2 separate regions of the Homo sapiens genome follow, and region 2 is linked to region 1. A link is an interaction called in ENCODE POLR2A ChIA-PET data of the cell type or tissue named here. Cell type or tissue: HepG2. All regions are shown on one strand. Each heading gives the region's core, and the rest is flanking DNA. Links, peaks and the distances in the headings are about the cores only. Region 1 holds the start of MIR4710 (microRNA 4710). Region 2 overlaps PPP1R13B-DT (PPP1R13B divergent transcript).

Region 1 (4,379 bases), core at 1-4,000:
GAGGGGGACAGAAGTGGGAGGAAGGGGTGGGGGCGCTGGCAGGTCTTGTTTTGTGGGTTGGGAAGGGGACTCTCAGGAGAGCCCAGTTGCTGAGACGGTGTGCGTGTGCACGAGTGTGTGCCCACATCCCGAGGCACGGCTCCCTGATTACGGCCAGGCAGGAGTGGGGAGCCCACCCCAGCTGGCCACCCCCAGGGGCTTACAGAGAGCAGCTGGGGGTGCCGGGACTCTCCTGGGCCAAGCCCACCACAAAGGGAGTGAGGAGGAGAGAGGGAGCCGAGTGGGGGAGTGGGAGGAGCCACCAGGGGCTCTCAGCAGGGAGGGTTCCTTTGTCCCGAGAAGGAGTTGAGAGGATCTCTGGGGCTCCCAGGGGAGGCTCTGATGTAGGGAGGACGAGGGCCGACAGGAGCTCAGAGCAGGACCCGGGGCCACCGTGGTGGGCTGCAGTCAGTGTTCTCAGAGATTCTCCGGTGGGTTGAGGCCTGGCTCTGCGGCATTCCGCATGAGCCAAGCCTCTTGCTTCTGGAAATTTCTCTTATTTTCCTACTTCCCTGTGTTTTCTGATGGGTCCTTTCTTGGGGTGCCTCCTAGGCCTTCCCCTCCCCTTCGCTCAGCCCAGTCTCCTGGGCGGGGCGGCCACCCAGAAGCTAAGAAGCCCCGTGGTCGCCTCTGTGTGTCCCTGAGATCTGGGGCTGCAGCCCCGCCCACCTGCCCGCACTCCGCCCCGGCACACGTCCTCTGCCGTCGCCGGGTGGGCGGGAAATTAGCTGCCTAGGAGGGGTCCGCTGGGCTGGGGGCTCCGGGAAGGTGGGCTCGGCAGCCCGCAGCCCTGCGTTCTCCAGATGAGTTGCGGGAGGGGTGTTCTGGGGAGTCCCCGGGCTCCGCTGTAGGGGAGGGCAGGCTTCGCGCTGCTGCGTGGGGGCCGAGGCGGCAGCTGCGGTGCTGAGTCACGCTCCGGAAAATGGAGGAAGCAGAGTTTCCACCACCATCTGCCTCCTCCTTGGGAGGAGGAGGAAGGGGAGGAGGTGGAAGGAGGTGGAGTAAGGGAGCAGGGCGCAGAGCAGCGCTGCAGGCACAGGGGCGGGGGCTCCCGGCAGGCCAGTGCCCTGCCTGTCCCAGACCGAGTGGGGTGAGGGCAGGTGGTTCTTCCCGAAGCAGCTCTCGCCTCTTCGTCAGGGAAGGGAGTGTTGAGTGTTCCGCCCAGCAGAACCAGGCCACACCAGGGGCTCCCTCCTCCCTGCCCCACCTCGGGGAACCGAGAACCTCCAGGGCTTTCAGGAGCTCAGCAGGCTCAGGTGCTAAGTCCCACTGCCCCCGCGTGTGGCCTGGCTGTCCCCAGTCCCCAGAGGCAGTGGGAACATTGACACAAAGTCCTCAGCCAGCCACAGCCTCCTGTCCCCCATAGCCCTAGGAACCTCCAGCTTGCTGGCCGCAGAGTCCAGGGCAGCAATGGGGGGAGGGGGCTACTCTGAAGGGGGTGCGGTAAGGTCCCGCCAGCGCTCCCTCTGGAAGGCGGCTGCTGCCTTTCAAACCCAGGGGTGCGGCCCCTCCTCCTGCCTCCACAGGACGGGGGTGGGTCCTGGGGATGCCCCTATATCTGGGGATCCCCCCTCAGCTGCCCCGCCCTCCTGTCCTCCTGGAATGACACGTTTCTCCCCGTCACGTGCAGATGTGGCAACCAACGTCCAAGGTGGGAGGGCCCCCCCCCCCCCAGGCCCCTTGATCTCCCCGTGGGTCTCCCCAGCGGCGAAAACGGGAGCTGGGTAGGTCCGTAGGTTTCAGCTCTAGTAACAGCAGACCTCAGCCTCAGCTCTCTCACTCCTCAGGCGGCCCTGGGGCGGGGATCCCTCTCTGCTTCCTAGACGCGTGATTTGCCTCTCTGGGCTTCCTGCTCCTCTGCTAGAATGGGTGGTCCTGACACACGGAATCCAGCAGGAATCCTGGGCTGGTCCTGGCGGGGGCAGTCCCCCTGCTGCTGTGTGTGGCTCTTTCACAAGGACACAGGAGTCAGGAACCTTGTGGCTGCGAGGGCCAGAGACCCGACCTAGTGAGGGCAAAAGAGGGAGGGAATTGATGGGCTGATGTCACAGGGGGCAGGGAAGGTAGCCGGGCCAGGACAGCTGTCCCCGCGCCGCTCCCCCCTCCACAACACCCACCTCTGACTCCACTTCACCCTGATTGTGCTGTCCCCTCCCCCAGGCTGGGGCTACAGTGGCTGCAGGTCCAGGCTCGCTGCTCCTTGCCCTGGGGCCCTGGGAAGAGGGGCAATATTGTTTATAAGAAGTCCATCCCTAGGAATAACCCTGGAAACACTGGGGGTCCCACGCCCACCCTTAAACAGCCTCTGGGAGGAGGACTGGGGAGAGGGAGATGCTGTGAAAGGAAGACCCTTTCTAAAACACAAGGTTCAACAAGCGGGGTGGCAGTTTCTGAGTGCGGGGTCTGCAGGTGCTTCCGGCCTGCCTACCTGAGGCCCTTCCCCACAGGAAGAGGTGGCCTTGCTGGAAGGGAACGGTGCTCATGACCACCTGACACACTTGTGTCAGACTGGACACAGGGCTGTGGAGGCCTCTGAAGGGCTGCTGGGGAGGTGCTGGCCAGCCTAGCCTTGGCCATCAGGGTGGTCAGGGTCCAAAGGCAACTCCTTGGTGCTGGGAGTGGAGAGGTCACCTTTGAGTGATGCCTGGTTGGGGCTGGGAAGTCAAGGATCTTGGCAGGCAGGGCTTTGACGTCTGCAGGCGAATCACCCCCCACCACCCCCAGCAAGGCATCCATGTCAGGACATATAACTTGTGTTGCAGCACATGGAGCTTCCTCTTGCTGGAGCACCACTAAGCATTCCCATTTTACAGATTCAGAATCTGAGCAGGAGAGTCGCAGGGGTGGTGAGAGGTGTCAGAGCTGGGAGTTTTCCCATCAGCTGGCACTTCATTTACTCCCACCTTGGCCCTGTCATTTGGGCATTTAAGACAGCTTAGTGTTAAAACCTCTTACTGAATCCAAATCCCATTCATTCGCCTACCCATCTAGGCATCCACCCATCTATCCACCAATCTGTCTACTCTTCCACCCACACACCCAACCCCCTACGTCCATCCATCCATCTATTCACCCATTCACCCACCATCCATCCACCCATCCATCCACTCACCCATCCACCGATCCACCCATCCATCATCCATTCACCCACCAATCCACCCACCCCCATTATCCATCTGTCCATCCATCCATCTATTCATCCCTTCACCTACCACCATCCATCCATCTAACCACCTATCCACCCATCCATCCACCCCATCCATCCATCCATTCATCCATCCACCCATCTACCCACCATCCATCCATCCACCCATTCACCCACCATCCATCTATCCCCCATCCACCTGTCCCACATCCATTCAACATTAATTGAAAGTCTGCTATGTTCTGGGCACAGGATTGGCAGTGGTGGTACCAGGTAAGCAAGGGCACAGCATCACCCAAGTGGGTTGCAGCTTTACTAAATAAAGATACAGGGCACAGAGGTAAATTTGAATTTCAGATAAACAATGAATACAGTTTTAGGATAAGTATGTCTGATATGGTTTGGATTTGTGTCCTTGCTCAAATTTCATGTCAAATTGTAATCTGCAGTCTTGGAGGAAGGGCCTGGTGGGAGGTGACTGGATCATGGGCGTGATTTCCCCCTTGCTATTCTCCTGATAGTAAGTTCTCAGGAGATCTGGTTGTTTAAAAGTGTATGGCATCTCCCCTTTGCTCTCTTCCTCCTGTTCCCCCATGACTGTAAGTTTCCTGAGTCCTCCCCAGCTATGCTTCTTGTACAGCCTGCAGAACCATGAGCCAGTTAAACCTCTTTTCTTTATAAATTACCCAGTCTCAGGTAGTTCTTTTTTTTTTTGAGACGGAGTTTAGCTCTTGTTGATCAGGCTGGAGTGCAATGGCATGATCTTCATTCACTGCAACCTCCGCCTCCCGGGTTCAAGCGATTCTCCTGTCACAGCCTCTTGAGTAGCTGGGATTATAGGCATCTGCCACCATGCCTGGCTAATTTTTGTATTTTTAGTAGAGATGGGGTTTCATCATATCGGTCAGGCTGGTCTCGAACTCCTGACCTCAATTGGTCCGCCCACCTTGGCCTCCCAAAGTGCTGAGATTACAGGTGCGAGCCACTGGGCCCAGCCTCAGGTAGTTCTTTATAGCAATGTGAGAATGGGCTAATATAATGTCCTATGCAATATTTGGCACCAGCATGTCTCAAATATTGCATGGGACACACTTGTACTGAAATGTATTTGTTGTTTACCTGAAATTCAGATTGACCTGGGAGTTCTGTATTTTATCTGACAACCCCACCCCAAGGTGCTTGCTGTCAGGGGGTG
Region 2 (4,379 bases), core at 281-4,280, 820 kb after region 1:
GGGCGCCTGTAGTCCCAGCTGCTCAGGAGGCTGAGGCAGGAGAATGGCGTGAACCCAGGGGGCGGAGCCTGCAGTGAGCTGAGATCCAGCCAAGATTGCGCCACTGCACTCCAGCCTGGGCAACAGCGAGACTCCATCTCCAAAAAAAAAAAAAAAAGAAAGAAAGAAAAGAAAGCACATTTTGCTAACTTCTTGCTACAAAATATCCAAGTAGTTACTGCCAAATGGATCCTGAGCTCATAAAACAATGCAAAGTGTATACATTGTAGAGAGTGCAGGATTTAGAGTCAGAAGAGCTGGATTTGAATCTTGGCTCTCCCACTCAGAGGCTGAAAGACCCGGAAAGCCTCCATATCCTCATCTGTAATGAAGGAGAAATGGTATTTCCTTCACAGGATTATAGCGACCGGCAAGTGAGATAAAATCCTTTGAAACACTTGGGAATGATGCAATGACAATTTTGAAAATCAAAATTAAATTTCAACATAAAAATAAATTAAGGAGCACTCAGAACTGGCCTTGATTCGGCCCTCTAGAAAGACCACAGCAGACGGACTAGGAGAGAAACCCCTGGCCAGGAAAGGCAGGGGCATCTGAGAAGCTTCAAGAAGGGGTTTTCGTACATGACAGATGACGGAATCAGCGCTCCTGCTTGGGACAGTGAAGGGACATTGTCCTCAGGAGTGGGACCCAAGGTTGACCTGGAAGCAGCTGGCCGGCGGGAAGGACAGGGCAGGGCTGGAAGCCAGCGTGCCAGCCGAGTCGCTTCTCCCCAGGCTCAACTTCCTCCCACCAGGAGCCCCTGTGACAGGGAGCACAGATGGTCGGAGAGTTCCAGGTGGGCCAGGGAACAGAGAATTCGGACCGAGAGTTGGACGGAGGCAGGCCGTTGGGTGCCCACCCAGGGGACTGCAGGGAGGTGGGTGCCGAGGGAGCACAGAGGCTAGACACTGGCAAGGGAGCGAGCAGGGATGGTCTGAGCTGGGAATGGTTTGCCAGCAGCTTCACTGGGCAGAACTGGCAACACTCTCCACCCCTTAGTTACCTGTGAGGGAGCCAAGGAGTTGTCCTCCAAGGAGGTGGTCAGCCAATTTCAGAGGTCAGCCGAGAAGAGGCACCCCTTCTTCTCAGGCCTCCTTCCCTTTCCCTTCCCCACCCTCAACATTCACTAAACACCTGCAGAGGTTTATGGGACCAGGTGCCAGGAAGGCCCCACATCTGTCCCCACCCGGCCAGCTCATGTGGTCCTTCCTTTCCTTCCTTCCCTCCCTCCCTCCCTGGCTCCTTCCCTCCACTCGCTCCCTCCCTCCCCTGGCTCCCTCACTTCCTTCCTTCCTCCCCCTTCCCTTCCTTCCCTCCCTCCCTTCCTCCCTTCCTTCCTTAGTGGTTACTTACTGAGTGTCAGGCACTGTTTTAAGTGCTTGGGACACATATACAGATCCCTGCTCTCCTGGAACTTATATTTTACTAGGAGCAAGACAATAAACAATAAATATAATAAGACCAGGCATGGTGGCTCATGCCTGTAATCCCAGCACTTTGGGAGGCCGAGACAGGTGGATCACCTGAGGTCGGGAGTTCGAGACCATCCTGACCAACATGGAGAAACCCCGTCTCTACTAAAAATACAAAATTAGCCAGGCGTGGTGGCACATGCCTATAATCCCAGCTACTGGAGAGGCTGAGGCAGGAGAATCGCTTGAACCCCGGAGGCGGAGGTTGCGGTGAGCCAAGATCGCGCCATTGCACTCCAGCTGGGGCGACAAGAGTGAAACTCCGTCTCAAAAAAAAAAAAAAAAAAAAAAAAAAAAAAAATATATATATATATATATATATATATATATATATATATATATATATATATATATAATATGTGAATAAAATGTTATATTAGAAGGCAATATATGTTAGGGGAAAGAGAAAAAGTAGAACAGAGCATCCTGGGTTGGCTGTCCAGAGGGTGAGCCCAGAAACTGGGATTCCAGGGCCAGCTGTGGGTCTGGAAAGTGATCCTAGGAAGCGAGATGAGGAGGGAAGGAGAGAGGACAGGGTGCATAGCTGAACAGGGTACCCTGCGCCTGCCTGGGCTCAGTGGCCTCTGGGCAGCTGTGTGGAACGTGCATCCAAGCAGAGCCGGCCCGTCAGGGGAGGGGGCCGGGGACCCTCCAGCCCCAGTCTTTGTGAGGACTGCTCCTATGCAGCAGCCATCGTGGTGGAGTGGCCTCCCACAGCCTCAGGGGCTGCCAGACGGGTCGGGTGGGGACAGCCTGGGGCAGTGGCTCTCCAAGTGTGGTCCCTGGACCAGCAGCATCAGCAGCACAGGGGAACTTGTTAGAAATGCGAATACTTGGGCCCATCCCAGACCTACTGGAGCAGACGCCCTGGGGATGGACCCAGCCCTCCAGGCGATTCTCAGGTGCTGAAGATGGAGAAGCAGCGGCTTTAGGGATGTGGCTAGGCACTGCTAAGGGATGTGGCTAGGCACTGCTAAGGGATGTGGCTAGGCACTGCTAAGTTCTGCACAGGGTTTGGGGAATCGGGAGTGAGTGGGGTAGTGTAGGGGTGGTGTCTTAGTTGCAGCTGCTGTAACAAAGTATCATTAACTGGGTGCTTGTCAACAACAAAAATGTATTTCTCACAGTTCTGCAGACTGGAAAGTCCAAAGTCAGGGCAGCAGCAGGTGCAGGGTCTAAGGAGGGCCTGCTTTCTGCTTCAGCTTCATAGACAGTACCTTTTTTTTTTTTTTTTTTTTTTTTTGAGATGGAGTCTTGCTCTGTCGCTAGGCTGGGGTGCAGCAGCACGACCTTGGCTCACTGCAACCTTCGCTTCCGGGTTCAAGTGATTCTCCTGCCTCAGCCTCCTGAGTAGCTGGGATTACAGGTGCCCACCACGTCCGGCTAATTTTTGTGTTTTTAGTAGAGACGGGGTTTTGTCATGTTGGTCAGGCTGGTCTTGAACTCTTGACCTCAGGTGATCCGCCCGCCTCAGCCTTCCAAAGTGCTGGGATTACAGGCGTGAGCCACCGCACCCGGTCGACAGCACCTTTTGACAGTGTCCACACATGCCAGAAGGGGTGAGGGGTCTCTCTAAGACCCCTTTTATAAGGGCATTAATCCCATTCATGAGGCTCTGCTTGTTATGGACTGAATGTGCTCTCCCCAAATTCATGTGTTGAAATCCTAACCCTTAAGGTGGTGGTATTTGGAAATACATTTGCACTATCGGAGGAGGCCTTGAAGGACAGACCACGTGTCAGCAGATCCACCTAGAATGGAAGAGAGGGGCCTTGGAGAGCCACAGCCCGGACCACAGGGGCTGTGGAGAACACAGCAGTCTGGCTTGCTGGGAGCAGAGTTGGGGCACTGCCGGCGAGGCCACCAGGTGTGGCTGTTACATGACAGCCATAGATGGTGCTATGGAAGGGCCTTCAGTGGGGTAGTGACATACGTATTTTGGGGTTCTGTTAAAATGCAGTTGTTCTTACAAACCAGGAAGGCTCTGGCTCAGGAATTCTCTTGATGTCTCATACTACAGAAACCCCCTACAAAGAAGAAAGGTGTTTGTGCAGAAGTTTCCTGCACACCTGTGCTGGGTGTCCGGCTCTCGTCCTCCCAGATTGATGCTCCATCCTTCACCCTGCTTTTGCCTTTTGGGGCCACCTCCATGGGCTGCAGCCAGATGTGGAGGTGCCCTGTGGGAGGTCAAAGGCAGGAGAGGGAGCGATGCGGGAATGGATCCCCTCCCTCTTTGGGCCTGCCTCTGACCAATGCCACTGCCCTCCAGGCCAGCCTCCTCTGGACTTTCTTCTTTGCTGGAGAGCTCCCCTTTCTCTTCCTTCCAGCCCTGATGGTGGAAAGAGTCCCCCTAATGCTGGTCCCAGAGTCCTGCCCTCCCCTAGTGGTCCCCCCTTCCTTCTGTAAGCATCCCCCTTTGTAAATCGCCTTCCTGGAATTTCCCTAATTTGAGGAAGCCATCTGTTTCCCTATGGGACCCTGACTGATGTGACAGCGTTGTGAGTAATGGCGGGAACTGGAAGCAGCCAAGAGGCAGAGAGCTGGGGAAAAGCAGTGGGTTAGGTAGAAGAATGTCAGGGAAAACCCGAAATAAAGGCAGGAGTGAGCGGGCGCTTAGGGTGGGATGCTTGGTGAAGAAGAAAAGACGGAAGACTAAAGTGTGTGGCCTGACACAACATCCAGAGGGAAAGCTCGCTGTGTGCAGGGACCAAGACTCCTACCCTCCTTCGGGCCTAGCACGGAGGACGCAAGAAAGGTCAGGAATGAATGAATGGATGAAGTGTCCTGGCCCAGCAGCCTTTTCTTCCTCACAGGGGCCCCAGACAGATTCCAGAAGGAAGGGAGAAAGAGAGGTTTAGACCCTGA

What was found. ChIA-PET counts read pairs that join two places held together with the same protein. Peaks named below come from ENCODE experiments on the same cell type or tissue, not always from the same donor. Only the 100,000 strongest peaks of a DNase experiment are listed, where the experiment ranks them.
Region 2: POLR2A ChIA-PET joins it to region 1 with 5 read pairs; 2 of 35 experiments call an interaction of 5 or more read pairs at or near these places.

Annotation. Positions count from the first base shown.
Region 1 is chr14:104,674,489-104,678,867 of GRCh38, reverse strand. MIR4710 (microRNA 4710) reads left to right here and starts at 1,119; the gene lies at 1,119-1,174. RefSeq lists a silencer at 257-306 and enhancers at 832-1,388, 1,389-1,946. In HepG2, for the core only: no CTCF peak of the experiment used is centred there; a DNase peak (open chromatin) is centred at 1,957; H3K4me3 peaks cover 820 bases.
Region 2 is chr14:103,856,428-103,860,806 of GRCh38, reverse strand. It overlaps PPP1R13B-DT (PPP1R13B divergent transcript), which reads right to left. Exons shown (of 3, transcript NR_038436.1): 3 at 2,758-4,379. Among named protein-coding and RNA genes, the nearest start is that of PPP1R13B-DT, 11 kb to the right of the region's middle. In HepG2, for the core only: no CTCF peak of the experiment used is centred there; no DNase peak of the experiment used is centred there; H3K27me3 peaks cover 386 bases.